Regions from separate parts of the Homo sapiens genome. Here all the other regions are linked to region 3. Evidence: chromatin loops called from intact Hi-C (ENCODE). Cell type or tissue: dorsolateral prefrontal cortex. All regions are shown on one strand. Each heading gives the region's core, and the rest is flanking DNA. Links, peaks and the distances in the headings are about the cores only.

What was found. Peaks named below come from ENCODE experiments on the same cell type or tissue, not always from the same donor. Only the 100,000 strongest peaks of a DNase experiment are listed, where the experiment ranks them.
Region 1: it touches region 3 in a loop (13-fold over the local background); 2 of 110 quality-filtered maps call a loop at or near these places.
Region 2: it touches region 3 in a loop (3-fold over the local background); 3 of 110 quality-filtered maps call a loop at or near these places.

What each region holds. Positions count from the first base shown.
Region 1 is chr6:113,728,952-113,738,474 of GRCh38, reverse strand. No RefSeq gene overlaps it. Among named protein-coding and RNA genes, the nearest start is that of LINC02541, 84 kb to the right of the region's middle. In dorsolateral prefrontal cortex, for the core only: no CTCF peak of the experiment used is centred there; a DNase peak (open chromatin) is centred at 5,684; H3K4me3 peaks cover 646 bases.
Region 2 is chr6:113,166,874-113,178,352 of GRCh38, reverse strand. It overlaps LOC105377955 (a long non-coding RNA gene), which reads left to right. Exons shown (of 4, transcript XR_942893.3): 2 at 5,193-5,306; 3 at 6,663-6,729; 4 at 9,791-9,858. LOC105377953 (a long non-coding RNA gene) reads right to left here and starts at 6,312. Exons shown (of 6, transcript XR_942891.2): 1 at 6,216-6,312; 2 at 4,936-5,007; 3 at 3,376-3,440; 4 at 2,076-2,158. In dorsolateral prefrontal cortex, for the core only: no CTCF peak of the experiment used is centred there; a DNase peak (open chromatin) is centred at 5,672; H3K4me3 peaks cover 975 bases; H3K27ac peaks cover 1,291 bases.
Region 3 is chr6:113,558,388-113,569,866 of GRCh38, reverse strand. All of the region lies in intron 1 of LOC124901379 (a long non-coding RNA gene), which reads left to right. Among named protein-coding and RNA genes, the nearest start is that of LINC02541, 86 kb to the left of the region's middle. RefSeq lists enhancers at 4,259-5,022, 5,023-5,787. In dorsolateral prefrontal cortex, for the core only: a CTCF peak has its summit at 5,010 (motif pointing left); a DNase peak (open chromatin) is centred at 4,956; H3K4me3 peaks cover 1,229 bases; H3K27ac peaks cover 995 bases.

The DNA of each region.
Region 1 (9,523 bases), core at 1,524-9,523, 170 kb before region 3:
CTTAAACAAGAAAGAAGATTTATTGTAGTTGCCTTTATGTAAAAGAATATTGGTGGCAAGCAATTCACTCTGTTAGAATATATTACAAAATATCTTGTAGACACGGTTTTTTCTAGCTTATAGCTCTGAATTTAGGTCCCTTTTTCATGTTCCAAGATGTCAGCCAGAGCACCAACCTTCACAACTGATTTTCTGTGACAAAATGGAGGTTGGAGGAAAAAAGAAGAAAAGTATGTTCATTGGCTGTTTAAAAATAAATTTTGTTGAAACTGACACTCAATTTTTTTTATATCTCCCTAACTAGTCACATGGTCACACCTCATTTACAAGGGAAGCTGGGAAATGAATTCTACTCAGGGTGGCCCCACCCCTGGCTAAATATTGGGCATTCTATTACTAAAAGAGAGGTGGGCAGGTTCAACCTGGCATGGATGTAATATCTTCCATGACTAACAGCAATCTTAGTCATATCTTCCCTGTATCCCCCGAGGTTCAATGCATCTTTCATTGGGTTCCCATTAGCCTATAAATGCTTCAGTGGGGAGACTACTTGCCTTTAATGAGTAAAAGAAATGGTAGGTTTGTCTTTGTTTGGACTACTATAAGAAAATACTATTTTCTGGCTTATTAACAACAGAAATCTATCTCTCACAGTTCTGGAGGCTGGAAAGTCCAAGATCATGGAAACAGTAGCCTCTGATGAGGGCTTGCTGTCACATAGATGGTGCCTTCTAGCTGTGTCCTCACATGGTGAAAGGGAACAATGAGTTTTTTGGGGGTCTCTTTTATAAGGGCACTAATCCCACTCATGAGAGCTCTGCTCTCACGATCTAACCATCTCCCAAAGTCTTCACCTGTTAATATTATCACAGCCGGGATTAGATTTCAACACACTGATGTGGAACACAAACATTAAGACTATAGCAAAATGTTTAATAAATGTGTTTCATGATTGCATAACTAAATGAAAGCTGTGCTTCGCAGGAGGCTGAGGCAGGAGAATTGCTTGAATCTGGGAGGCGGAGGTTGCAGTGAGTTGAGATCTTGCCACTGCACTCCAGCCTGGGTGACAGAGCGAGACTCCACCTCAAAAAAAACAAAAAACCAAAAACAAACAAACAAAAAAACTAAACTAAATGAATGCTGTGTCAACTAAGGATTTTGATTCTTAACTTCTCAATTCTTTGAACTTCTAAGCAGAGGTAATCACTATTAATCTCTCTTTCTCTAAACATCCCAGAGAGCAGTCCAACAAAATGCCCTGTTCTCAACTAGTTAATCACTAATCTAGGACCTTATTTATGGTGAATTTCCCAGGACACTTGCTTTTGACTTAGGGAACATGTCAAACTTGTTGCAACACAAAATATTGTTGCAAATGTCCATTCTGCTAAATCAGATTACTTAGGTAATATTTAATCATTAAAAACCCTTAATTCAGGAGGTGAACTTCATCTGAGATAAGGTAGTACAACACTACAAGATTCTCATAATCTGTTCAAGGCATGCTAAATAAGTATAGCTGTTTTGGATAACAATAATAGTATATAAAAATCATCATATAAATGTTCTTTCCCTTTTGCTCAGTTATTCCAATCCTAGAAATTCATTTTAAAACAAATAATTCAATAGAAAAAAATTAATCTGTGCACTAGACTGTCCTTTGCTATATTTTTATAGTTATTAGCAATCAATTGAAAAATATACACACACACACACACATATATATATATATACCTTCATTAGGACTTATATGCTGTAAATGCAGTAAGTATTTTGAGTCAACTTGACTAAAATTATTTTCTTTCTTTTACCCAAATAATGGTTTATATTTGTGAATATTTCATTAAAGAGTGGCTAGGATAAAAGATAGCATGTTTGATATTACTCTAAATGTTGATAGGATGTTAAAATGCTGCCAGGAATTAGCAGTTGGTTGCCTGTGGGCAGGTAAATGATCTATCAAGATTTTCTCTGATTCTCTGTTCTCTGATGTTGCTTATAGGAGATAAGATTTCATATCATGACTTTTTTTTCTCCCCTAGTAACAGCTTAATTGAGCTATAATTTACATACATAAAATCTACATCTTTTAAAGTGTACAATTCAGTGGATTTCAGTATATTTACAGAATTGTACAACCATCAACACTATCTAATTTAAAACATTGTCATCATCCCAGAAAGAAACCCCAAACCCATTGGTAGTTACTCCTCATTCTCCCCAACCCCCACCCTTAGCCATCACTTATCTACTTTCTGTCTCTTTGGAATAGCTATGCATTAGCCACTGGATTAATTTATTTTTATTTTTTTGAGACCAAGTTTCGCTCTTGTCACCTAGGCTGGAGTTCAATGGCGCAATCTCGGCTCACTGCAACCTCCACCTCCCAGGTTCAAGCAATTTTCCTATCTCAGCCTTCCAAGTAGCTGGGATTACAGGTGCACACCACCATGCCTGGCTAATTGCCACTGGATTGATTCTCTCTCTCTCTCTCTCTCTCTCTCTCTCTCTCTATATATATATATATATATATATATATATGTGTGTATGTATATACATGTGTGTGTATATATATATCTTTCTATATAAGCATTCAAACATACATGCACATACACATATGTATGTATGTATTAAAGTGTTGCACGAGAGAAGTGTCTCAGATTGCAAAAACAGCGACATATGCAGGCATTCAGAAGACTTCAGGCATTAGAAATGTATTATAAAGGCAAATGTGGAAGTAAGAAAGAACAGGAAATCTTTATTGCAGGGCATGTAAAGAACTGAAAAGTCTCTGGGGGACACACATGGAGTAGTTAAGTTGTGGATCTTGGACCCAGCCTGCCTGAGATTGAATCCTGGCATCTTCATTTACTCTGTGTGTGATCTTTGGCAAGTCACTGAACTACTTTGCTCCTGTGTTTTCCGATTTTTAAAATGAGGATGACTGGAGAAGCTACATGGTAGGATTGATAGGAAGATTAGTTGAAATAATATAAGTAGACAAGAGAATAATGCCTGAACATAGTAAGTACTGTTAATGTGTTAACTAATATTACTGAAGATTTCAGTGCATCTCTTCTGATTCAATTATTTGATCCTTTCTTGGAAGCAGCTGACTTTTTAATTGGCTCTGTTGGTGGTTTACACATCAGGGTGACTCAGCTTAATCTCAATGATCCAGTTTTTCTCTACTTCACTTTCTATTGCCTGAGTTCTATTGCCTCGTGGTTCCTGCTTTATCACTTTTTTTGTGGCTTTCCCTCAGCTTCTTCATCACTCCACTAATGACTACGTCTTTCCTTCCACAAGCTCTGACAGAAAATCTGATGAATTTGACAAGTCCTAATAAAATAGAGAGTGTCTGTGTTGAATAATGTCTACACACAGATATTATTCACAGACACACAGACTGATGAGGACCAGTCATAGGCTGGTTCTCAATCAGCCTATGGTAGCAGGGCTACATGGCACAGAATGTGGGCGCACACACACACACACGGAGGAAGAGGTATGGGCTTGGTGAAAACTGTGGCTTCTTAAAAGAGGGAGGTGGCTGGGTATGGTGGCTCAAACCTGTAATCCCAACATTTTGGGAGGCCTAGATGGGAGGATGGTTTGAGACCAGGAGTTTCAGACCAGCCTGGTTAAAATAGTGAGGCCCCATTTCTACAAAAAAAAAAAAAAGAAGAAGAAGAAAATTTAAAAAGTTAGCTGGGCAATATAGCTTGAGCTTATAATCCCAAGTACTTGGGAGGCCGAGGCAAAATAATGGCTTGAGCCCAGGAGTTAGAGGTGCAGTGAGCTGATTGTACCATTGCACTCTAGCCTGGGAGACAAAGTAAGACCCTGTCTTTAAAAATAAATAAATAAATTTAAAAATTAATTTAAAATTGAAAATAAAAAATAAAAAGAAGGAAGTATAGTTTTCAGTACTTTGCATGGAATGTCCAATACACTGTCAGGACACAGGAATACATTTGCTATATTAAGTGAGAAAAGCAGAATACAAATTTATATAACAGAATTAAAACAGTGGAAGAAGGCCAGGCACGGTGGCTCACGCCTGTAATCCCAGCACTTTTGTGAGCCCAAGGCGGGTGGATCACAAGGTCAGGAAATCGAGACCATCTGGGCTAACACGGTGAAACCCCGTCTCTACTAAAAATACAAAAAATTAGCCAGGCATGGTGGCGGGCACCTGTAGTCCCAGCTATTCGGGAGGCTGAGGCAGGAGAATGGCTGAATCCGGGAGGCAGAGCTTGCAGTGAGCCAAGATCGCGCCACTGCACTCCAGCCTGGGTGACAGAGCGAGACTCCATCTCAAAAAAAAAAAAAAAAAAAAAAAAAAAAAAAAAAAAAAAACAGTGGAAGAACAGAAGAAAATATACAACTGAAGTTCAAGACCAATTAGCCGGCCATGATGACGCATGGCTGCAATCCCAGCTACCTGGGAGGCTGAGGCAGGAGAATCACTTGAACCAGGGAGGCGGAGGTTGCAGTGAGCCAAAATCGTGCCATTGCACTCCAGCCTGGGCGACAGAGCAAAACTCCGTTTCATAAAAAAAAAAAAAAAAAGTAACCATTTCTCTACACTAGGCACACAAAAAAGCAGAGAGTTATAGTATTACTTAGATAATTTAGGTTGGGGATTTTATAACAGAAAGAAAAAAAGTTTTGGACAGGATTTCTTATGTTGTTTAGTCCTCCCCCTTTGCATAACTGACACAGTTATATAGTCTTCCCCATATTTATTTTCATGAATATGGAGACCATATAAAGTCCTTGGTTCACCCTACCTGTTCTGGACATGCTGACTCTTCAAAATAGGGTTTTCTTTTTTTTAAACTCTACGTACTTGGAGAAATCTATGACACATGGCTCGTAGTTTATGTCCCAGCTGTTTTCTCTTAACCTTGACTCTGGGAATTTTTCCCCCAAACTAATTTATATATCAAGGCAGGATGCAGGTCAGTGGGGAGTTGTATTTTGGATGCAAGGATGTTAAGGCACAGAGCATGAAAAGACAACAGGATAATCGTTGCAAATTATATATTAGTAGCTTCATAATTTTCAATTCTTTCTCACTGTCCCATAGTTTTTCTTCTCTCTTTCCTCTTTTGCCTTTATCAAACTTTCACAGATGCTGTTTTGCCCCAACTTTGTAGTTTGGATGTGAGGATATTAAGGCACAGAGCATGAAAACACAACAGGATAATCTTTGCAAATTATATATTAGTAGCTTCATAATTTTCAACTCTTTCTCACTATCCCATACTTTTTCTTCTCTCTTTCCTCTTTTGCCTTTTTCAAACTTTCACAGATGCTGTTTTGCCCCCAACTAAATGACTTATGTTTCTGAAGTAATTCTAAACCTCTATGGGCAAGAGCGGCACTCCTTTTAAAGTCATAGGATCACAGGAACAATTAATTAAAAACAGCAGGCTCTTACCTGATGTCTTCAGGATGACTTTTAATTATGCTAAATGCCCTACTTTTTTCTAATGAGGATGTTCTGTAAACCCTGCACATGGTTTTCCCATCCTGCCTGTGCAGACAAACCCTGTGTCCAGCAGGACTGCTGTTGCTTGCCAGACCAAATCCTTTCTCTGCGACAAAGCCTGCCATTGTGTCTCCCATGCAGCCCCACTGATTTTTCCCAAAGGGCCTTTTAGAACATGTGCGCACTTATTTCCATTCCCTGATGTGCTGAACGCAATAATAGCCAGAGAACCATGGTAACTTGCCTTCACCCCGGACTGGGACTCAGCACTGTCTGGTGTTCCCTGAAAGCCATATCTGACAGCTGGACTCTGTGTATGTGTGTGTGCTAGTGGGGGAGGGCAATCTCTGCTGCTTTTGTTGGAGGGTGAGGGAGGAATAAAGAGCTGAAGAAGTGACATGGTGTCAGTGTCCTCATTGACTCAGCTGTTCAGGAGCCTAATCCTGGCTCACAACTGGATGTCCAAGGGATTGAAGGAGAACTTTCCTCCTGGCTACCTTCCAAGTGTTTCCAAATGCACTTGAGAAAGTTCCATGTGATTTTTTTTTTTCATGTAGCACCTGCTCTAACAATCCAAAAGCAACTTTTTTTCTCCTCTATTATACTTGTACATCTGTTATTTTGCTGACATGGAAGCTAACATAACAATCAGATTCATTACTTGCCCAATAAGTCGATTCCAACTAAGCTTAAAAGACCTCCGTGTATTCTTTGAGCATTTATCCAATGAGAGAACAAATTAAGAAATCCTGTCTTTAAAGGATTTTGGGGGTTAGATCAGTAACATATCATTCATACAAGTTTGTTTCATTTCATGGTGGTATTGAGATGAAAGTAGAATGTCTGAATGATGAATAAGACAGTGAGAGATACCTGGAAATCTTTTTTTTCACTTTTCCTTAAGAAAAAACAAATTTTTGGAAAGAACTTTAAAAATTCCTCAACTTCCTGTCCACAGAACAATTTTAACAGATGAAGACCTTAATGGAATGACAGTTCCTTTTTTAAAAAACTTATTCTTAATAATAAAAAGAAAGAAATAGCTTCTTTTCTAGAGCTATTTTTTTCCCTTAGAATTACAACAACACATACAACTTCACACCCTCAAAAAAGTAAGAAAAATAATTAAAAATAAAATCTACTTGTATGTCCTTCAGTGGCGTGGAGGTGAGTGATGAAAAAAGGCAATTAGAAAACAACCTCCCCTGTTGAAGCACACGCCTTGGTTCAGCCCTAGACAACTTTCTTTGTGTGAGGCTGGGTGGTGCCTCACACTAAAGGGAAACATAAAATAAAGTTTCACTAAACAGAGTATGTTTGGAGAGAAAGAGAGCAAATAAACTAGTTAAAAAAGGTGCTATGGCTGGACACACCAAGCTGGCCGAAGACATGCTGGTGTTGGAGTTGTAGATAGTTATTATTCTCAGTAGGAAAATTTAAATCAACAGGATAAACTTTATGTATGCTCACATACAGCCAGTTTATATAATGTGGACTTTATCTAAATTAGAAATGAATTCTGCTGCTGGGCGAGGTGGCTCACACCTGTAATCCCAGCACTTTGGGAGGCCGAGGCGGGCAGATCACGAGGTCAGGAGATTGAGACCATCCTGGCTAACATGGTGAAACCCCGTCTCTACTAAAAATACAAAAAATTAGCCGGACGTGGTGGCGGGCGCCTGTAGTCCCAGCTGGCCTCTTTTTTTTTTTTTTTTTTTTTTTTTTTTTTGAGATAGGGTCTCTTTCTTTTCCTCAGACTAGAGTGTGACTATACTCAGTGGCATGATCACGGCTCACTGCAGCCTCAATTTTCCAGGCTCAAGCAATCCTCCCACCTCAGCCTCATGAGTAGCTGGGACTACAGGCACAGACAACTATGTCTGTTATTGTTAATCTTAAATTCCATCCAGCAAACATAATTGAGTGCCTGTTACATAAAGAGTTGTGCTACAGGCTGCAGGGAATAAAAGCTGAATAAAACGTAACCCTCCTGAGGTGTTACAGGCTAATTGCAAAAAATGGAGGTAGGAAAGAATAGGAACATTTCTTAAACGTCTAGGACTAGGAAAAATAAAATAAGTCACATAGTTACTATGTATTTTTAAAAAAGATTTGAGGGCTGGGCACAGTGGCTCACACCTATAATCCCAGCACTTTGGGAGGCTGAGGTGGTTGGATCACTTGAGCCCAGAAGTTCAAGACCAGCCTGGACAACATGGTAAAACCCCACCTCTAAAAAAAACTAAAATAAAAAATAAAATAAAAATAGAGAAAATAAAAAAGATGTGGAGCTTCAGCATACAGTAAAGTTACTGTTTGATTAAGGGTTAGGTATAATTTCTTTTTCTATTTTTTATTTTACTTTAAAAATGTATTTAATTTATTTATTTATTATTATTATTTTTGAGACAGAGTCTCACTCTGTTACCCACGCTGGAGTGCAGTGGTGCGATCTCGGCTCACTGCAACCTCCACCTCCCTGGTTCAAGCGATTCTCCTGCCTCAGCCTCCCAAGTAGCTGAGATTACAGGCATGTGCCACCACACCCGGCTAATTTTTTTTGTATTTTTAGTAGAGATGGAGTTTCACCATGTTGGCCAGGTTGGTCTTGAACTCCTGACCTCAGGTGATTCACCCGCTTCAGCCTCTCAAAGTCCTGGGATTACAGGCATGAGCCACCAGGCTTGGCCTATCATTAATTTTTTTTAGAGATGGGGCTTTTCTGTGTTGCCCAGGCTGGTCCCTAACTCCTGGTTGAATTCCAACCCATAAGAAGGAGTATTCCAGGTCTAGTTAACCGGATGAGTTAAGGCTGCAAAGTTCAAGTTGTGTTATTTTTTCCAACTAACCCACAGATATTTACCATATAACTGTAACAGTACAATTATGTATGTGTGTATACATATATATGTGCATGTATGTGCAGGTGATCTGCCTGCCTCAGCTTCCCAAAGTGCTGGGATTACAGGCATGAGCCACCGTGACTGGCCAACAAATATCTATTGAGCACCTCTGATATAAGCCATGTCTAGGCACTGAGGAAACAACAATGAAGAAAGCAAAATCTTCACAATCATGGAGCTAATGTTCTAATAGTAAGAAATGACAAAAAAAAAAAACAACCAAAAAACAAGTGAGTATTTATGTCCTATGCCAATAAAATCTATGGAGAAAACCTAATTAGGTAAAGAGGAGAGGGCATACTTTATATAGGTGGTCAAAGAAGACATGACATTTGAATAGAGACTTGAAGTCAGTAAAGGAACAAGCCAAACAAATATTTGGAGAAAGGACATTGCATGCAACTGGAACAGCAAGTGCAAAAGCCCTGAGGGAGATGTGTGCCTGGGAGTGTAAGAGGCAACGTGGAGACCAGACGGACTGGAGCAGAGTGAGCCAGAGGAGAGCATTAGGAGTCTGAGGTGTGAGAACTTGGGGGATGGGAGTTGGATAGGCCTTCAAAGCCATTGTAAGCACTTCGGCTTTTAGTCTAAGTGCAATGGAAACATTGGTTGATTCTATACAGAAGAGTGACGTGATCTGACTTATATTTATGGAGGTGTGGGAGATGTGGGCCAAAGTGGCAGTGGCAGAGTGAGAAATGGGTATAATCTGGAATAATCTGAAGAAAGAGCTTTACCAATTAATTAGAACTGGAGAGTGAGAGAAAAAGAAGAGTCAAGTACAACTTGAAAATTTTTGCGTTAAGCACCAGGAAGGAGGCCCGAAAGAAAGGGAACAATGTGGAAGCCATAAACCAAAGCTGAACCACAGTCTACAATGTTGACCCCAAAGTTTCCTAGATACTCCGTTGGAAGGGACAGTTCTTTCAAGGAATGATGATGGCCCAACTCTACAGCACATGTCACTTGTGCAACTGCTGCACTATCACCCACGTGAGTGAAACCCACAATTCCTAAAGAACAAAGACTGAAATGGCCTTCATACAAAGCTTTGCTCATAATGAAGGAGGCCAGATGCATTTTGGGTTTTCAGTTATTTCATACACTGTGGGTTAAC
Region 2 (11,479 bases), core at 2,043-10,042, 390 kb after region 3:
ATATGGAGAGTTTAAAGAGACAAGTGAAAATAAAATAATCAACAGAGAGCCATGAGGACACAGAGGAGAATGGGATCTTGAAAGTTACAAAAATTAGACAGTAGAAATTTCTCTTTTACTGACTTGGAGAGGAGAAGATAAGCATGGGAAAAGATGCAAATAAGCTTATGGGTGAAGGGAGATAAAAATGAACTAAAAATAGGCAGAAATAAAACAAGAAAAGGATGTACAAATGGCCAACAAACATATGAAAAAATGCCCAACATCACCAATCATCAGGGAAATGCAAATTAAAATTACAAGATACCACCTTACCCCAGTCAGGATAATGGACATTATTAAAAAGTCAAAAAATGATAGGCAGCATGGATGTGGTGAAAAGGGAATGCTTGTACACTATTTATGGGAATGTAAATTGGTACAACATCTATGACAAACAATAAGGAAATTTCTCAAAGAACTAAAAGTAAATCCACCATTCGATCCAGCAATCTCACCACTGGGTATCTACCCAAAGGAAAAGCAGTCAATATATCAAAAAGGCACCTGCACTTGTATATTTATTGCAGCACAATTCAGAATTGCAAAGGTATGGAACCAACCTAAATGCCTGTTGATCGATGCGTGGATAAGGGAAATGTAGTGTACACACACATACACATGCATACACACACCATGGAATACCACTCAGCCATAAAAAAATAATGAAGTAATGTCTTTTGCAACAACTTGGATGGAGCTGGAGGCCATTATCCTAAGTGAAGTAACTCAGGAAGAGAAAACTAAATACCTCATGTTCTAACTTACAAGTGGGAGCTAAGCTATGGATATACAAAGGCCTACAGAATAGTATAATGGACATTGGAGACTCAGAAGAGGAAAGAATGAGAAAGTGATGAGGGATGAGAAATTACCCCTTGGGTACAAAGTACACTATTTGGGTGACAGATACACTAAAAGTCCAAATTTTATCCCTGCACAATTCATCCATGTAACCAAAAACCACTTGTACCCCTAAAGCTATTGAAATTGAATAAATAAATAAATAAAACAAATGGTAGCAAAAATAAATTAATTATAAGTACTAAAAAGATAAATTTGCTAATTAAAAACAGTAGATAGGCTACTCCAAATTGGATACAAAGTGAGATAAGAAAGGTAAATCCAGCAGTTTGTCCAGAAGGCAGTAAAACAGAGACACGAAGAGACAAAGTTTTAAAAAAGAGAAGAGAGGCTGGGCGCGGTGGCTCACGCCTGTAATCCCAGCACTTTGGGAGGCTGAGGAGGGAGGATCACAAGGACAGGAGATCGAGACCATCCTGGCTAACACGGTGAAACTCCGTCTCTACTAAAAATACAAAAAATTAGCCGGGCGTGGTGGCACGTTCCTGTAGTCCCAGCTACTCGGGAGGCTGAGGCAGGAGAATTTCTTGAACCCAGGAGGCAGAGGTTACAGTAAGCCGAGATCGCGCCACTGCACTCCAGCCTGGGCAACAGAGTGAGACTCCATGTTAAACAAAAACAAAAAACAAACAAACAAACAGAAAGAAAAAATGTAAGAAAAGAGAAACTACAATACACATACGGTAGAGTGATGAACAGGTCCACAGCTGTCTAAAAGAAATTCCAGAAGATAATAAAGGAAGTGGCTTATAAACAACAACAACATGTAAAGAAAACAGGAAAGTTTTCTAGAATTGAAGGAAGATATTCAAATGAAAAGGTTCACACCAGCTGTCAAGTGGTTTGAATAAAAAATAGTGATTTGATAGATCAAGAATAAAAAGGAAATGTTCAAAGGTACAAGAGAGGAGACAGAGTTTGCCTATGGTGGCAGGTTGTATTATTTACTTACAAATCTTCTTGCTTACCATTGCCAGGGTGAGTGGTATATACTTCCCTGGATCCTTGATTTGGGGGTTGGCTGTGTGATTAGTTTTGGTCAAGGGCAAAATGACAATGTGCGAGCTCCAAATCTGAAACCCTTTTGAGTTTGCACTCTTTCATGAAGAGTATGTCCCAGCTAGGCTGATTCCTTCAACATAGTTCCCAAGATAAAGACATGAAGAACATACCTGAACCCAGCAGAAAGCTTAGAACCCAGTTAGGCCCAAATAAGCCTGTCCAAGGTCAGCTGTACTGCAGTCCATTTATAGAGCTGTGAATATGAAATAAGCAATTGCTGTTCTAAGTCACGGAGATTTGGGGTTGTTTGTTATGTAACATTACTGGAACAGAAACCAGGTAAATTTACAAAGAAACTATAATTAAATGAACAATTGATTTCTCATCAGGATTGACATACTAAGTTGAAGAAATAATATCTAACATAAATGACTGAAGCAGGTTGGGTGGGGATTAAAAAGGCAGTGTAGGAGCTATGGCAAATTGGAGGGCTCACCTAAACATGTTATTTGAGCTTGTGAAGACATACACTCAGTTTTGTCAGACTGGCTATTTTCTTAAAGGGAGAATTTGAAAACCTGTATTTCTATGCATAGCCTGCTAATTTTAAAAAGTTGATGACATACCTGATTTTTGTCTCCTAACTTTTTGTGAGCCAACCTCACATGTTCATAGCCTGCTTGTGTTTTGAGGGCCAGATATAGTGTGGGCGACTAGTTTTTCAACACCATCTTGAAAGCCTGCAGGATGGTTGGGGAGAAAGTAGATTTGCCCATCCTCTCTGACCTCACATTGTTCAGATGACCAGAGCCTCCTTCTATGGCCAGAGCTCAGTTTCTGACTGGGGGCCAGGATGCTGCTGTTGGTTCAGCATTTGTGCTTTGCCTGCTCACCACCTTGCCCTAAACCATTTGGTTATCTTGTGTGCCCCCATCCCTTTTCTTCACATTTAGCCATTTCTACTCAAATGTGTGTGTCAGCTTTTAAATATAAACTTAAAGATGATCACAAAGATCTATAGAGTCTTTTCTTCTGCCTTGATTTTTTTTAAAGGCTGATGGGAGTGAGGTTGTTCTCCTTTGGAGTATGTGTGGTTCATCACTGATACATCAGAATTACTTTATTAGCTTAAAGGTAAAAAACTAATGTCCTTCAAGCTTCTTCCTGCAAATAAGGATGATCTTTTCAATAGAATACATAGTCCAAATATTCTTTGCAAATTGTCCTTCAACGGGAAAATCTGGTATTATTCATTCAACAAAACACATGAAACCAATATTCTTTTTGGTATTCAGTGATTATTGTGTTGAATGTTGTATAATGTAGTTTTAGTTGAGATTTTGATAAATTATTATTCCTTTTGTTTTTGTTCTTCCTAGTAAGTTTGCAACATTAATACATGAGGCTTGTCTCCATATTTAGGGCTGTGCCGTTAACACAATACCAAGATCACAATCAGAAACAACTTACATGTATTCTTTACTAACACAGAGGCTCATCAGAACAGCTTCCGTAGGTTGCCAAGAAATGTCAGCCTATTATACAATAGAAAGTCAATTTACTTTTAAGGCAATCCCTTATTGAAAGCTTTCTTAATCAGATTATGTGTATATTCAGAAAGCAAAGAGAAAAACAAAGGCGGTGACCTTAATAGATCTAGCTTTACAATTTTTTGTTGTTGATATATTAAGATAATGTCAGCCAAAGTGATATTGAAAGACCTCAGTTATCTAGTTTGTTTTATCTTTTTTTTTTTTGACATTTTACTTTGTGCATCATGACATGCCTAGTATCAGGAAATGGAATGGAAAGTACGGTTCTTATTCTAGGTATATGGTGGGAAACCTAGGGGATTCTTACAGTCGGTACATGAGCATCTTTTTTTTTTTTTTACAATAAAAAGGAAAGACTGTTAGAAAATTAGTTTTACCCTTTCTAAACACTGTCCTTTTTGAAAGTTTGAATATATCCACAGTCTGTTGAAACCTTGAAACTAAAAATTTAGACTCTTATCATCATCTTAAGTTCTTCATGCTACTCTTAACCTCCCAAAAAGCAGTCTCTAAGTCACATACTTGATGTCTTCGGCATTTTCTCTCTCAGCCATGGAGAGCTATGAAAGGAAGAATCGCTGCTTTTCTCAAGCAAATCGGTTTCTTGATGTCTTTTGATTCTCACTCCTTGCCTGCTCCTGGTGTTTTGACCCCTTTTTTTATAGAACAGAGTGCTCTAGAATAATGGATGGTCTTGGAAGGTGGATAAATAGGGACAGGGACAGTTAAATTGGGAGCCTTTCTGACAACCTTGATGGGTTTTTTCCCCCCAAGTTTCCTTCTCCACTGAAATGCCACACCAATGCTAGTTGGATTCATGAGGTGGCCAGACCAATGTGTTGTTTTTCTTTATTATTATTTCTTAAAGCTTCCCTTGAGAGAATAAATGGTAATGGAGAGAACTACTTAACAAGGTCCTGGTTTCTCTTGCAACACAGTAGCTAAACTTGCCTGCTTTTATGTGCATTTTTGTAGGGATCAACTTGGTAGACAGTATGAGCAGAGAAACGACACCTTGATCTTGGTTTGCAAGCCCTTCTCCCATCAGTCCTAGATTAGGCCCTGTTCAGCCATGCAGGGGTGTTGGTTTATGCGTGCTGCAGCAGTGGGCATAATGAATGTAATTTACTCAGTGGACAAAGGTGTGTACCAAGTGAATTTAAATAATTGGTGTGGATTGGCCAGTAGCTAAGAAGTGGGCTTTCAAAGAGTATTGAAGACTGAAAGGTTTTTGTTTTTGTTTTTTTTAAAGAAAAAAAAACCATTGATTGTAGAAAATGAAAAGCTAGGGTTTGCCCTCTTCATGTCTACTCTCCTTCCAAATAGTTATATCCAAAACTGTTTCTCCCTCTCCCCTACCTTATCCCCCCTATTAAAATAGAAACAGGGATTGATTAACGTCCCGCTCCTGAATACATGTAAAACTTGTACAAAAATATCTTCTATGAAAATGATTTGTAATCTGTAGACTTATTACCTGGGAGATGTCTTGATGTAAAATCCCATCCTTTGGGTTGTGGGATTTCTGTTTTCTCCAAATAAATCTGATCTTTTAAGTTCATAAAAAAAAAAGAAAAGAAAATTATGATTATCTGGCCACAACTTCTTTCAGGTTTAACATTGCCTACATTGTAAAGCCTGCCATTACTCTATCTGCAGAATAAGACCTGTATGAACCATGAACATTAATAGGTAGAAATTAACTTGAGCAAGTGTGTTTTCTATTTTATTTAGCATTCACAACCAAAACAGGGCTTTTTGATGACTACAATCAACTGCCTTCATGCTTGAGTCTAAGCTTCCTAAATCAGAAAGCGCCAGAAATTACACTTTGAACCTCCAAATAGTGTGAGTTGAACAGAAGTGTATTTTTGGATACCAAATGTGCTCTCATATCCTTCCAACTCTGAAAAATCAAACAAGCAGGAATTTCATTATCTGGGTGTCCAGTCTTTATCCCTCACAACTGACCCTGTCTTCCTGTGACCCTCTTCCACAGCACCAGACAGAGCCATAACTGTTTCCCAGTGTTCTTTTCCATTGCACCACCACCCCCTCTATCTCCTCCTCGCCCTCTCCCCTCCCAACACAGAAATGCTTCAACAGAAGGCAGAGAAAACTCAAAGAATCCCCCTTTACTAACTAGAACTAAGATGAATTGTGTCAGAGTTCAGAGCCCTGTTGTTGCTTTGGCATGAAATCATGGCCCTTGGTTTCTGCCAAGGCGGGTGTCAGCTGGTGAATTATAACACTGGCAGACAGGACTGAGATAAGCAAAAAATACAATGACAGCTGCTACACAGAACTATTCTTTCTGGCCTAGTGAATACAAAAATACATTGTGTAAATAAAGACAGACAGCTTCATTATGCAATTGTCTGCTACTCTGTCACTGCTAAAGAACAAGTATTGATTTTGGAAAATATATCCAGACTCTTCAAGCTAATATGCTCTTGCTCTTGCAATGTATGGGGCATTAAGGAAAGAAATAATCTAATCTAACTTCCTCACATTAGAGCTGAACCAACATGTAAATTTAGTATAACATCTCCCTACATTAGACATTTGAAATTTAGCTTTTTGAAAAACAACCATTTCACATGCAAGTCCTCAGTTCTATTATTTTAATGTAAAACTCTAGAGCTTGGACTGCATTTTCGTGAGTTATAATGTAAGTGGGTGTATTAATCTGTTCAGGCTGCCATAATAAAATACCATAGACAGGGTGACTTAAAGAGCAGAAATCTATTTTCTCACAGTTCTTTTGGCTGGAAGCTGCAGGTAAAGGTCTGGCAGGGTCAGTTCCTGTTAAGGGCTCTCTTCCTGGCATGTAGACGGCTGCCTTCTTGCTGTGTGCTCAGATGGCAGAGACAGCAAGAGTGAGCACTCTGGAATCTCTTCTTATGAAGACATTAGTACTATTGGATCAATACCCTACCCTTGTGACCTCGTTTAACCTTAAACATCCTTAAAGGCCCCATCTAAAAATGCAGCTACACTGAGGGCAGGGAGGAGTTGGAATTTCCATATGTGAATTTTGGGTGACACACAACATTCAGCCTATAACAGTGACTTGGGCAAACTTGATTTTTATTATAAATAAATTACTTGATGAACTTATTTACCTTCTGATTGGTGATTTCTAATACACTAAATGGTGTTTTCAGTAATATATCATTTAGTGACTATTTTTTTCTCATTTAGCAACCAACATGAGGAATTGAGCAGGAGAAGCAAGAAGTGTTTACAGTGAAACAGTCTTCAAAGCGAGGTACCTGAACACTTGTAGGTCCCTGAGAGCTATTCTGCAAGGTCAATTCTGTTTTTAGAATAACACTAGAGTTGTTATTTGCCTTTTTGACTATGCTGACATTTGCACTGATGGTACAAAAAAAAATAGTGATAAAATTGTTGGCACCTCAACATGAATTGAGGCAGTGACACCAAATTACACTAGTAGTCATTGTATTACTTACTGTCATGTATTTGCAGTTTATATAAATATATAGATATATGCATATAGACACACATATCTACACACATACATATACACACATACATATACATGTCTGTGTGTATGCCAATTTCATCGAAAATTACTCTTGATGAAAAAGTAAAATGTATTACTTTTGCTAGATTTTTACTGTTGATCACCCATCTCTTTAATATTGTGTGTCCTAAAATGAGAAATATGCATAAAACACTTGCTGCATACTGAAGTAGGATGGTCAATGGTAATCTGGAGGAAAAGAATTTGTGTGATTGTTTGAGTTGCAAGCTTAACTGACCACTTTTTTTGTTGGAAAACTATTTTTACTTTAAAGAACAACTAACAGACAAATTATAGTGTTCATACTTATTTGGCAGACATTTTCTTGAAAGTGAATAAAGTGAGCATGCCACTTCAAGAAAAACAACTGACAAAATTTTTTCCAATGATAAAATTTCAGCTTTCAAGTGAAAACTTGAATTTTGGAAAACTTGTATCTATCATTGTAGCTTGAAGATACATAAAAGACTTCAGTGATCTTAATAGATGTGAATTTTAAAATCTTATATAATGTAATGTATCCACATTTAGAAGTGGCATAACAGTTTATTTGTCTATTCTTACATTGCTATAAAGAAATACCTGAGGCTGGGTAATTTATAAAGGAATGAAGTTTAATTGGTTCACAGTTCTGTGGCTGTACAAGAAGCATGGCATGGGCATCTGCTCAGCTTTTGGTGAGGCCTCAGGAAGCTTACAATCATGGCAGAAGGCAAAGGAAGAGCAGGTGGTCACATGATAACAGCAGGAGCAAGAGAGAGAAAGGGGAGGTCCCAAGTTCTTTCAAACAATCAGATCTCACCCGAACTAACTGAGGGAGAACTCACTCACCATCAAGGGTGTGGCACTAAGTGATTCATGGGGGAACTTCCCCCATGATCCAATATCTCCCACCAGGCCCCACCTACATTTCAAGATGAGATTTGGAAGGAGGAATATCCGAACTGTATCACTCAGTGAAACAATATTTTCCACGTAAACAATAGTTGATGGTACAAAATCATTCATGAGTAAAGGAGTCCTTCAATGTGCAATATAGACCAATAGATTTGAAACCAACGCGGTACAAAAAAATGCACTGATACAGTTATTTACCTTCCATTGGAGCTAACTACCCTTGGTTGAGCTTTTGTAGATATCAAATATTAATATCTACAGTTACCCGAAAAGGCTATTGAATTTCTTCTCTCCTATCCATCTACATGTTTATGTGAGGCTGGATTTTCTTTATATACTTTACCCTAAATAATGTATTTCAACAGATTTAGGAGAAGCTGATCTGAGAATCCAGCTGTCTTCTGTTAAGCCAGACATTAAAGTTGGCAAATATGTAAACCAATGTCACTCTTTCCAGTAATTAGTTTTTCAGACAAATGTAATTGTAAAAAAAAAGTATCTGTTAGCATGTGTTTATTATTTTAAATGAATTAATAAATAATATCATTTAAAATTTTTGTTTTATAATAAACCTTGAGAGAGATAGCCCACATAAACACAAGTTGTTTTGGATCCTCAATAGTTTTTAACAGTGTAAAGGATAGGAGAACCACCGCTATAGAGGGAAGATGAGAGCATTTGGCAACTGGAAACCTTTGGCTTTTTAATGTAACTTTTGCTAGTTATCCTGTGATTTGGGGCAAGTGACATAACTCTGAGTCATAGTTATACCACTTATAAGATAGAGATAGTAAAGTCTACTGCACATGGTTTTTGTAAAGATTTATTTAATGAGACCATGCATATGAAAGCCCTTTATAAACTGTAAAGTGCTGCATGATGTCACACTTGAAGATGCTACACCATCTTCAAGGCTTACTTCAGACCCTCATAAAGCAATTCCAGCCACTCCCTTCTGCTCCCAAATTTGGAAATGATTTTCTGTTTTCTGACTCTGCATACTAATTTTGCGTGTTTACATGTGTTTCTACTGGTACACTTGCCTTTATACTTATTTAAGCTCAGGCCACTCCTCTTGGACCATAAGCTTCCTCAGCAAAGGGATTTTGTATGCACCTTTGTATTCTTTGCAGACAGTATTACTCGTAGGAGGTATTTAATATGTTTGCATTGAATAGAATATAACTAATGAATATCCCCAAATCTTTTTTATTTATTTAATTAATTAATTTATTTTCGAGACAGAGTCTTGCTCTGTCATCCAGGCTGGAGTGCAGTGGCATGATCTCGGCTCACTGCAACCTCTGCCTCCCGTTCAAGCAATTCTCCTGCCTCAGCCTCCCGAGTAGCTGGGAATACAGGCACACACTGCCACGCCTGGCTAAGTTTTTGTATTTTAGTAGAGAAGGAGTTTCACCGTGTTGGCCAGACTAGTCTCGAACTCCTGATCTCAGGCAATCTGCCTTCCTCGGCCTCCCAAAGTGCTGGGATTACAAGCATGAGCTACCATCCCCAGCCCCCAGATCTTTTTTATGTGGTGAGATTACTTTTTTAAATATGGGACAAGGTGGCATATGAGGCTCAAATTCTTTAGAAGGCAAAAACCAATTCTTTTAACATGTATTATAGGGGGAACGTCAAAAGATAACCATACATCTGTGATGTTCCTGTTGCAATAGGTCATTATTGCCCTTTTCTCTTATCTCCCTCATAACTCCCTGTCACTGGTGATACAAATGTCGTGCAGAGCTTTGTTCCAAACCTGTGTTTCCATGGGCAATGCCATGAGTTGATTCAATATATTTAATTAAAAAATTATTTAAACTGTTTGCAGTCCATTTAAGAAGGCTTATTTTGCTTTTGCTTTCTGTTTTTCACTTTTCAGGAATTTGCTCCTGTCTGCAGAAATTATGAAATTATTTTTTGAGAGGGATCCCTTACCTTTAACTTGTGCTTAAAGCTGTCAGCTAGAGGAGATAGCTAATATGGTTTGGCTGTGTCCCCAACAAAATCTCATCTTGAATTCCCACATATTGTGGGAGAGACCTAATGAAAGGTAATTGAGTCATGGGGGCAGGTCTTTCCCAGGCTGTTCTCATGATAATAAGTCTCATGAGATCTAATGGTTGTTATAAGGGCAAGTTTTACTGCACAAGCTCTCTTTGCCTGCTGCCATCCATGTAAGACGTGACTTGCTCCTCCTTGCCTTCTGCTATGATTTTGAGGCCTCCCCAGCCATGTGGAACTGTGAGTCCAATAAACTTCTTTCATTTGTAAATTGCCCAGTCTTGGGTATGTCTCATCAGCAGCATGAAAACAGACTAATAGAATACCCACATTAATTCCTTGTCCCTTTTGATAAGCTGCAAATGTGGAACCAGGCTGACTAGCAGGATTCTTCAGCAGTCTTAGCAACATTCCATGCTAAGCAACATTCTGTTCTGTCCAGTACAATAGCCAGTAGACAAAAGTGGTGTTTGAGCACATTTAATGTGGCTAGTGCAACTGAGGAACTTAATTTTTTAGCTTAATTAATTTAAGCTTAAATTTAAATAACCACACGTGGCTAGTGGCCACTGTATTTGACAGTGCAGGTATAGAGTGTGAGTCAAGAAGATTTTGCCTATTTGGGACAAGTGACTCATGAAATGGTGAATTGAGGGCCATAATCTAAAGGTAACTAAAATTGCTCTTTTTCCTTTAAGAAACATAAAAGATAAAATTTCTTTTATTTTTAAACTAAAGGAACAAGGACAAATTTATGGTGAAAGATAAACAATAGGGAAAATGGAAACACAAAAGCAGATATACACAATGACCACATAAAACTAAGAACTGAAGGAAAGGAAAAGGTAGACAGGAAACAAAACTCTTGGGGTTCTGAGGAGTTAATTGGATAAACGTTTATCTTATCCTGTGTTTCATTTAGATTGTGTCTTCAGATTATTAGCATTTCTAATATTGCTCTTTTCTATTCTGGCTATTTACTGCTTGTAGTTATTATAGTTTTTATTTAATCAGATTTAAAGAGGACCAGTGCTTCTTAAACTACTACTAGAATTTCACTAAGATAAAATTATTCACTGTGTTGCTGCAATAATGTCCTAAAAAAATATTATTCCTAGGGGTGCATGAAAGAAAGCCAACAACAAGTACAGATGTATCAGAAACATGAACAAAGAAAGTATCAGAACAATAGTATTCTTATTAGTTGAGAAAGAGAAAAAAATACTGTTTTAAGTTTTATGGATAAATTTTGATGTATATTAGAGAATCTTCTAATCTTACTTGATCTCATCCTTTTGGTAAGCGATCTATGAAGCTGTAAAGTTTAAGATGTTGGTAACTGGGAAATACAATGTGTTTAGTAAAGGTCATTAAGTTCCATAAAAAAGTAAATAGAATTTGCTCTTTAGTAATCTTCAGACTGTGAACACTATTGATTCAGCTACATCTGCAAAAGCAGGTGGTAGGCCTAATGACCACTTTAACAGTAAATCAGAATCACAACATTACTGTAAAAACTGATAATGTTCCTGAAGATCACTTCTAAGGTCAAGAAGGTAGTAAATTG
Region 3 (11,479 bases), core at 1,901-9,900:
TTAGGATTAAAATTCACATTTACCTGTTTCAAAAGTTCATGTTCTTTATAGTATATGTAAATTAAAGTAAGCCCCTCATTCCCTAAATCACTCCCAAAACAAGACACTGGAAACACAGCATAAGTTGCTAACAGAAGCAGCCAACTATCATGGCCAAACTGTGGACGGTTCAACTATAAAAATAGAAATAAAGAACTAACCAGTTTATATCAAGTTGGCATTATTCAGAAAAAAGAAAAATCTATAATGGGATAAAATTTTCTAAATAACAAACTGAGAATAAAGAAGCAGCAATTACAAATGACAAAATATTCTTTCCTAATTTTATCTTTAACATGAAGACAAGGGTAACAATGGTGACTTGATTGCCAAGATGCTTTTTAAAAGAAATAAGACTTTATAAAAGAATTCAGCAGGACAGATCATGTTTTGGACATTTAGGAAATTTCTTCTTAAGAGTCTAATTTCTCATGCACTATCAACTTAAATGTGAAGATGTAAAATCATTGGCCATACCTATACTAGCAACAGAATTGGGTATGACAAAGACTTGTTGACTTGTTTTAATCCGATTGGCTAGAATTTATTAAGGTGATCCCTGCAATTTATGATGTATAATAGTCATAGCTAAATGCCTAAACCTGTCTTTGAAAAGTGGTTTCGTTTGAGACTCACAAACTGATTTTCTACATATGAAAAGTTGTCTAATGAACAAGAAATTCATTCTTAGGGTCTTGACAAAAACATAAGAAATGTTCTCTTTTTTTTTTTTTTTTTTGTGACAGAGTCTCTCTCTGTCGGCTCACTGCAACCTCCACCTCCAGGGTTCAAGCGATTCTCCTGCCTCAGCCTCCCAAAGTGCTGGGATTACAGGCTTGAGCCACTGCACCTGGCCTACTATATATATTTCAACCTAATACATTGTAATGGTTTGTTGGCCAAAGACACAAAATGCAACTTGGGTCTGAAATAAAATATTAAATTGCCTATGAGAAGATCAAAGTTGAATGAAAGTGACTCTGTCAAGGTTCTCAAAGTGGCTCCCTGGGCCAGCAGCATCAGCATCACTTGGAAACTTGTGAGAAATGCAGACTTCGGAGCCTGGCTGCAAACTCACTGAATCAGACATTTTGAGATGTGTCCCCAAAATCTGTGTTTTAATAAGCCACCAGGTGATTTTGATGCAGGCTAACATTTAAGAATCACTGGAGTATGTTTTCTAGCATAAACTATGTATGTCCTCAATACCACTGAAAATGAAATCGAGTTGTATTGGACTTGTATTTACTTTTTGTGCGAGCTGGTACAGAAAACACAACAGCAGCATAATCATTCCATTTTACCCATTTACAACATTTCATTTCACAAGAAATACTAGATATAATAAAGCTATATGAAAAAAATCTATAGCAAGATCATCTTTAATGGAGGAGTTCTAGACCCAGTCCATTCATGGATAGACAAGGATGTTCATTTTCAACCCTGATGACATTATAAGAGCTTCTAGCCAATTAAATAAGGAAAATAGATTTTAAAAAAGTAATAGAGATATAACCTTAAATTCAAGGGCCTCAATAAACTATTAACATAATAAAAAGACAAAGAAACTTGAATAAAAGGAAAGATATATTTAATATTCTGTATACATATTTTAAATTTCCATTACTTAATTTATTAATTCTAACAAATCCAGTCAAAATCCCAGCAGAACTTTTGAGTAACTTAAAAAATTGATTCTAAAATTTATGTAGAAAGATAAAGGCCCATGAATAGTTAAAATGTTTTTTAAAAAGAGCCAAGAGAGACTTACCCAAACAGAAATTAAGACATTTAAAAAACTATTGTTTAAACATGTGGTACCGGCACAGGAACACACGGGTAGATAATAGAATAGAATAGAGTCCAGAGAGTAGAGAAAATAATACATGAGATTGAGATGATAATCACAAATAGCAAGGGACTAGGAGTAGTGGCTCATGCCTGTAATCCCAGCACTTTGGGAGGCTAAGGCAAGAGGATTCTGCTTGAGGCCAAGACTTTGGGATCAGCCTGGACAACATAGCGAGATACCATTTCTATAAAAAAAAAAAATTAAAAAAGCAGCCAGGTGTGGTGGTGCATTCCTCTAGTCCCAGCTACTCAGGAGGCTGAAATGGGAGGATGGCTTGAACCTAGGAGAGCAAGGCTGCAGTGAGCTATGGTCGTGCCACTGCATTCCAGCCTGGGTAGACTGAGTAAGAAACCATCTCGAAAAAAGAAAAAAGGAAGAAAAGAGAAGAAGTTAGCAAGGAAAGAGTGGATTCCTTATTAAGGAATAGATTAATTGGGTCACCATATGAAGAAAAATAAATTGGGAATTCATACATCATAGCATATATAAAAAGAAAAGAAGAAAAAAGAAAAAGAAATCCATTTAAATTAGATTAAAGGGCTAAAGTTGAAAGGCGAAAATCTAAAGCTGTTATGGAAGAAATAGAGAAATTTATCTTTGTGATCTCATGTGGAGGAAGCTCCAACAGAAACCCAAAGCACAAATGAGAAGAAGAAAAATGAATGTGTTTTGCAATATCCAAATATAAACATTCTGTTTAACAAAGGACTACATAACCAAAGTTAATAGGCAGATATAGATTGAAGGAAGGTATTTATAATGTGAAAACTAACAAGAAATTATCTTACATACACATAAATGTATAATTGGTTTTTGGAAAATAAGCAAGAAAGACTGTAAACCAAATAAAATATGGACAAAATACATGAATAATAATTCACAAAAGCTTAGGGTGGGAATCAAATAGTTAACAAGCATATGAGCAGGTGCTTCCTAATATATTTATGCATTTATTTTTTTGAGACAGGGTCTTGCTCTGTTGCCCAGGCTGGAGCACCGAGGTACAATCTCAGCACACTGCAACCTCCGCTTCCCGTGTTCAAGCAATTCTTCCACCTCAGACTCCTGAGTAGCTGGGATTACAGGTGCATGCCACCACGCTCGGCTAATTTTTGTATTTTTAGTAGAGACAGGGTTTCACCATGTTGGCCAGGCTGGTCTCAAACGCCTTACCTCAAGTGATCAGCCTACCTCGGCCTCCTAAAGTGCTGGGATTACAGGTGTAAGCCACCTCACCGACCAATGTTTACTAATTTGAACAGTCATGAGCTACCATTATCAGGCTGGCAAAAGTGAGGTAGCTTCAGAATATCCACTGCTCATAATATCAACTGTTGTTGGAGGTAAGGATGATGCAGTCACTATGGGCAGTAATATGGCAGTATTTAGTAAAATTAAATATTCATGTAACTGTGATCCAACAATCCTCCTCCTGGTGTACACTCCAGAGAATCTCCCCCCCACGTCCACAGGCAGACTTGGTTACCACAGTGCTAGTCCTGTCAGCAAAGGGGAGGAGGCAATTGTATGTGTTTATCACCAGTGGAATATGTAAATATCATGTGTAAATGCAAACCATGAAACCTAGTTGACTAAAGACTCCTGGGGTCTCCCAGAAGACTACCAACAAAGGATAATTATCTTCCTTATCTGGATTCTGAACAAATTAAGAAATAAAAGCAAAAATGAATGGAGATCTAAATATTGCTTTTATTGTTGATAACATAGCATTCGAAGATGTTTAGTGTGGGTGAAAAAGGACCCGAACACTGAAAACCAGAGTAGACAGAATCTCCACCTTGGGCCAGGTGCCCACATGGGGCGCCACATCTAAGCAGGAGAAAAAGTGGACTCTCTGAAAGTCGCCAGGACCCATGAAGAAGAAGGGGAAGACAGAGAAGAGCATGCCCAGCCATTCTTCTCAAATTTACCCATTAATGCAAGTCATGGAGTAAAAAATGGAATAGAACGAGACGCTTCATGGGAAAGTAACATCTGTGTGAGGAAGAATGACAATGGAATAGACCTCAAAGGATAAGAATGGTGAAAAAGTCAGGACTGATACAATCACAGTTCAATCTATGTACATTAAAATAAACACATGTAAAAGACAAATGTAGAATATTTTTCAGGAATATCCATCTAAGGAAATGTATGAAAGGTAGATTTGAAAGGCAGAGATTACATTTTAGGGATGTCTATGTCTATGGGGAATTAATACTAAATGTTTTAAAAAATAAAATGGGAGATTTGCACAGATAAAGGAAGATAGAATGACCTGAGGTGAGGCATATGAACAACTTTCTGGGGTTAAAAAGAAAACATTAAAAACGCAGATATGACATGGCATATTATTATTGCTTGCATTTGTATTTGTATATATAACTATCCCACAAAAATCCAACAGCAACAACAAGAAAAAATAGTTATTGAATGACTGCACGGATGGTCTCGGAGTTCAAAGATGGACAAGATATTGAGCCTTCTCCAGAGCTTAGAGTCTTTTGGCGACAGCTTTCGTTTGTACAGAACGTTTTTAGGTCTTATGAGAGTTCATCATTAATCAGGAGACATAACATCAGTGGGAGAGAAGAGAACACAAACCCGAAATCACGCTGATGTTATGGGCGACCTTTTAACTTCAAGGCTGTGCTTTTCACATCCGGAGTGTGCTCCTTAACCAGTTATCTTCTATTCACATTTCTCACTAGTGATGGAGACACGTTGCTAACTCAGTTCATCTTGTTTCTTTCCCAGAATCTAAAGGGAGAAACACAATCGTTTTCCTATTCTTGTTACATAACTATCTTATGAGAAATCTGCTAGCAAAACGCCCCGGCTCGGCCCTGGATGAGGGGCCAGGCCCAGGAGGCGTGGAAGAAGAGAACTGCCAGCACCGGACGGGGTCCTCCCTGGCTCAAGGAGAGGCAACTCCTGTTTGGACCGTGCGCACAGCGCAGGGCTGCTGAGCGGCACTGACTAGAAGGGACTTGGAAAGAACCGCTCAGCCCCACAGGCGACAGATGGTGTTTCTTCTGCATTTGTGTGGAGGGGGTGGGGGAGTGTTGGTAACAATAAGCAGCAGTAGCCACTTGACAGGCTCCCTGCTGCCAAGAATTTGCATGACGAGCGCTTGCTGCCATCTGGAGAACTTCAGCTCATTGAGGAAGAATCGGTGTTTCAGCTTCCATGCTCTGTGGGCCCCAGTCCATGCTGAGGATATCCTCTCCCAGGGGAAGAAGAGCGCAAAAGGGAAACCAATCAGATGAACCTGGCTTGGGGGAGGTCCAAGTCCACTGCACCATCCCTTAGGCAAAGTCAGGGTGAGCTGGCCATGCTGGCCTAATCCCGAGGACGTGTGGACAGATCTGGCACTTCAGAGTGGATTAGGTCAATGGAGCCCAGCACCTTTTGAACATGAGTCTGTTTACACAGCAGTAGTCGATAGAGGAAATGTGGACCCGAGGAGAAAACTCAAACAAGTACCCTGTTTCCCATGGCCTCCAGAGGAGAGTTCAGTGAGGCAAAAGGCTGACCATACACCCCGGGGATTCCAGGATTCCGTTCACAGACCACAGTGCTGTGCATTACAAACACATGTGTGGGCCATTTAATTAAACACATAACAGGCTTCCAGCTGCTAAGATTTTGTGTGTTTAAAGCAAGATGTATTTTCAAAGTGCAAAAAAAAAAATCACTTAAATCTTAAGTTTTACTTTTAAAGTATTTCCTTCCTTTCTTGTTAACTATCTGGGAAATTTGTTACTTTTTTTCTCGTATATATATGTAAATATATATGTATATATAAATATATGTATATATAAAAATATATATACATGTATATATAAAAATATATATATACATGTAATATATACATGTATATATAAAAATTATATATATACATGTATATATAAAAATATATATATATATATATTTTTTAGCCAGGCTCAGTGGCTGTAATCTCAGCACTTTGGGAGGCTGAGGTGGAGAACTGTTTGAGGCCACGAGTTTCAGACTGGCCTGGGCAACATGGCAAGACATTGTCTCTAAAAATTTTTTTTAAAAAATTAGCTAAGCATGGTGGTGAGCACCTTCAGTACCAGCTACTCGGAGGCTGAGGTGTGAGGATCACTTGAGCCCAGGAGGTTGAGGCTGCAGTGAGCCATGATCACACCACTGCACTCCAGCCTGGGGGACTGAGTGAGACCCTGTCTCAAAAACAAACAAAAGAATTTTTTTTTTTCTAAAATGTCTCTAATTGGTATTTAAATTTTACTGGATCAAATGATATTTTAAATATAACATCAGGAGATTATATCCTATAGTTAAAAACAAGTTACCAGTAGCAGTTAAAAGGTCTGTATTTAATACACATAACCACAAAGCTTGATAAACGCTCTGTCTTGCCAGAATTTCCAGTGTCAAACTGCATGAACAGTGTTCCTCATAGGAGAAAAGACATGTGCTCAAATATATTAATTATGGATTAATCAAATAAGTGAGAGTAAGACCACATTTACTATTGATGCTCTGTGAGATTTTTGAAGGCGGAAACTATTATTAATATATCTATCTTCATTACCCCAGCAGGTAGCACAATTCCTGCCATGGGGTAGGAGTCTGTGTTTGTTTCAGCATTGGGAGTTACAAGGAACAGAATATTGGTAAAGTTAAACCAAAAGAGAGATTTATGGGAAAGTTGCTTCTCTCTCCTATGGACTAAGAGGTGAACAGCCAACACTAGAAAGGAAGTGCCAGTCTCACAAACTGCAGGAATGGGTGGTCTTTAGTCTCCACAACTTGATGATAAATGTGCTGACATTCTGGTGACCTCTGTATCTAAATTTCAAATTCTCTGAAGGTTGATTTTGGTAGGCCTAGGTTGGGTTGGTGTTGGGTGACTGCTCTGACCCATCAGAGAAGGATGAAGGTGGCAGGCACGAGGAATGCAGTGGTGGCTGTAGGAGCCTGACTCTGGCTATCAGAGGCAGTTTTCGAACAGGGGGAAAGGTATGTTCACATGTAATGTGCAAAGAGTAGTGTGCAGTCATTTTCAGAACGTCATGAAGCATCATCAGGTATGAAGCATTCTGGTTGAACTGGATTATTTCGGAGAATGTAAGCTTAATGCTCTGTTTGTCCAAACTTAACATTTAAATTACTTAAAACTTTTAAGTGCATTTCCCTGACTTATTAGGTTGAATTATTGAAGTGATTTAGTGCTTCCATGGTTCAGAATAATAATTATGCACATTAGTTATTATGCAATACTGTAACATAGTGATTCCCTTAAGAACTACTGAAGGTTAAGAGAGGCAGGCCGGGTCTAGGGTGGTAGAGGGAGGCACCTGGGACGAGCCGTTTATGAAGGCAGCCCAGCATGAGAATCACCTGTAGAGTATTTTATTAGCTGCTTCCTCCTGTGTGCCTCCCTTGCTGCACCCTACTCTGGACCCTGATGAGATTACTATTTATCCTTATGCAAAAATGGCTCTATATTATTCACCCTGAAAGTTTGACAGCTCTCCCTTCTCAGGAAACTTTACTACAATCATTCTCACTTCCCCACCCATTCAAACTCTCCTAATCTTGTGTTTGCCACAACCATGGTGTCCTAATTGCTCTTTCCCCCACCCCATCCCCCAATCTAGGGCAATCCTTATTTTAAATATTCCATCATATGTTTCCATTGCCAACACACCACCACACATGTGAATGAAATACTCATAGATATAGGCATGGATATGTGTATCCAAGCAGACTTAATGCATTCAGAAAAGGGTCATTTGAAAAAATACTAAATAAGTGATTTTTTTTTTTTTTTTGAGACAGAGTCTCACTCTGCGACCCAGGCTGGAGTACAATGGCGCAATCTCAGCTCACTGCGATCTCTGCCTCCTGAGTTCAAGCGATTCTCCTGCCTCAGCCTTCCGAGTAGCTGGGATTACGGGTGGACGCCACCACTCTCGGCTAATTTTTGTATTTTTAGTAGAGACAGGGTTTCACTGTGTTGGCCAGGCTGGTCTTGAACTCCTAATCTCGTAATCTGCCCACCTCAGCCTCCCAAAGTGCTGGGATTACAGGCATGAGCCACCGCGCCCAGCCATGAGTGATATTATGTGCAAACACATTGGGATAAACACATTTCCTATCAGAACATGCGTCCTGATATTTAGATTTGAAAATGTGGTTGTTATAACCATAATCTAGGAAGAACTAAAGATTTAAAGGAGAAAGCAGACAACTACACTAGTAAAATTATATACTACATTTTAAGTAAATCTCTAAGACATCACAATTTTTGTTTGAGCCCTTGAGGGTGGTGGCAGTACTGCCCTGAGAAAACAATAGTGCATGACCTCTGCAACAGATTCTAAACTTACTTCTAGTCTCTGTGTGGCCATTGGGGGCCTAATTTTGGGTAACATAGGTGATTTCCAGACAAGGGTGATATGATGGCTATCCTGTAGCAGAACATCATTAATTTAGAGGGGACGCCAGGTCTCAGATTATTTTTCTGGCTCTACTGCAATTTGCTAAATTACCTTGGGCAAGTCACTTAAGGAATCTCTCAGGAACACAGTTTTCAAGTCTATAATGTTAAAGAGTTGGACTAGACAATTTTGAAGGTGCTTTTCAGTTATAATATTTTATATTCTCATTATTATCAAAATAAGTTGACCAATATAAAACTTGGAAAAAATTTCTATTGTTTCTGAAAGCACCTGAGGCAGTCTACACACATCAGACAAAGAAACCACACATTTTTAAGGGGTTTTTTTTTATAACACCCACTTGATACTCATCATAAGAATAAAATGTTGTGCCTTTGTGACTTGTGATTATAGCTCTGAGTCATTCCAGTGGTATGGCATTTGTTTTTGCTGTGTCTATATGATATCTGTCCAACCTTATGAAAATTGAATTTTAAAAAGTTAACCAACAGTTGGTTGCTTCCAAAACACTAGACAATGAGCCAGCTCAGAGGACAGAATTAAAATGTCTGATTTTACAGAGACCTAGTCTTTGTATAAGGAATAAAGTAATATAGACATCTAGTCTGGTTAAGTATGTTTGCTTGCTTTTACCCTATGTAATTATTCTTTCGGGGGAGTATGCTATGGGTTGAAATGTGTTACCCCCTAATAAAGAAGGATATATTGGCATCCTAAGCCCCAGGACTTTAGAATATGACTTTGTTTGGAGATACAGTCTTCGCAGAGGTAATCAAACTAAAATGAGGTCTTCAGGTGGGTCCTAATCCAATAGGATTGGTGTCCTTACAAAAAGATAAAACTTAGATACAGGCATGCATCTAGAGAGTCTGCCATGTAAAGATGAAAGCATAGATAAGATGATGCTTCTTCAAGCAAATGAATGCCAAAGATTGTCAGCAAACCACCAGAAGCCAGGGAAGTGGCATGAAATAGCTTCTTTCCCTTGGCCTCAGAAAGAGTGAACTCTGCTGATACTTTGATCTTGGACTTCTAGGTCTAGAACTGTGAGACAATAAATTTCTGTTGTTTAAGTCACCCAATTTGTGATACCTTGTTGTGGCAGCTCTAGCAGACTAATAGGGGGTTCTTGTTGTAATAGTGTCTAAATAAGGATCCCTTATTAATTTCAGCGCTGGTTTTGGACACATTCACATGCACATACATTCCAAAATTACACTTTTTTTTTGTATCATAGTAAAACAAAAAAGTGTGCTTTAAAGAGGCCCTAAAGAATTAGTACTTTATACATATGCTTACCCGTGGCCTGGAAACCCAATTGCTTTCTGGATCTAATTTTATTAGTGGAATAGTAACTATTAGTACAATTTTCAGAATCATCTTGCTACTCAAATGTACACATAGAATTAGGAATTTATTCTAGCACATTTATGAACCATCACTAGGCATAGATCTTGTGTGACAAAGAGTGGTCCCTCCCTTCATGAAAAAAGTCCATCGTTCTGCCATTAGCAAGTTTTTGGGCTATACGAGCATTTGTATCTTTCTTCCTCTAGGAAATATGTTATTGAGGGATTATCCTTAAAAATTCTTACTATCTTCCTTATAATCTCATGAAAAAGAAAATTGTATAACCTTCCTGGTTTCCTCTTTCAGCATTCCAGAGTCCCCTAAAGGAAGAGAATTGTTCCTAATATCTAAGTAAGGTTATCCTTTTTAGAATTTATGCTTGAACTTATTTGCATTTAGTAAGAAATAAAGAGCCTAATACAGCAACTGCCGCATATTGTATGCTTTCACTTGGAGGTAATGAATATGGAACCAAGGCTATAACATTTTTAGTCCCTTCTACTTGCTTTGCCAGTTTTAAAGTAAGATTATATGCTTATAGAAATGTTGTTTTCCTTTCTGGCTAACTAGGCTGCATTTTTTCTCTCTCTCTTTGATATGCAGGGAGCAAAAGTAGGGCAATTTAAATATATCTTTTGAGCCAGGGAAGCTAGCAAGAAACAATCATAATTTTAAGGAAAAATTAAGAAATGGTGACAGTGTTTAAGTAGAAGATTACATTGTGTTTGGATTCTGTTAATTACTGCTACCCCCACAAGCAGTTGCAAAGGCCTCCTGGACATTATTTCCAATCTATTTATGGATCTTCAGAGGAGAAGTTATGAGAATGTCTTTTTATTATATTCTCTTTAAACTTTCATTTTCAATAGCTCACAGTTAGTTGTCTGGAATGAGGATGTGTATTAGACTAAATATGCAGGGGTCATAATTTTGTGACCCACTTCCTTCTTCATGCCCAAATACATTTGCAAATAACTCTTTCCAGATTCTGTTTGTCTGTTGTGTTAATTTACAATGACATCTTTTCAACTGTCTTGGTTTCAAAGTGTCCTGTCTCTTTAAAGTAGCAATTTCCTATTTGAAGGGATCCATTACCATGCCTACAAGAATGTGGGTAGATTAGAAAAGCTGTTCCACACTAGTCAGTGACTTGTAGAGGAAGCTTAGAACTGAGATGAGCAGACAGAATAAAGATGGGAGAAAATTAGTGCTGAGAACAGGAGGTAGATTGTAAAGAGAAGCTGGGTGTATCTGTCTTGAAAAATGGGCTTCACTGCTGGGGTTTATTTAGGTAGTTTCTTCTTTCTTCAGATTTCAATGGAAGTTTTTATCTTCTTTATTAGAAAATCATAATTGATAATTCCATTTATTTATATTCTCTTCTAAGTAAGAGAGAAATATTTTGATTTTATTCATTGGTTTCCACATAATAGAATTTTATACCTTCCTCTTTGACACCATATGTCCATTTGAGAAATGCAGGGCTTTGTTAGTCCCCTAAAATGAGCTGCATGTGTGCCAGGGGCAGCATGTGACACTCTCCCATCTGGCATACAAGTTGCCACTTGGCTGCCACCTGTGCTGCCACCCAGGACCCTTGCCATTCCCCCCATCCAGTGCTGTAGACCATAGTCCCTGCAGCCTCTTACTGGTTGCTGTCTCTCCTGCAGTGGCAGATGTTGGGGTGGGAAACACTGAGGGCCAAGCATTTGCTATTGCCAGTCTGGCTAGACTCAAACCCTTCTCCACTGACAAAACATAAGAACCTGGATTATGCTTGCCT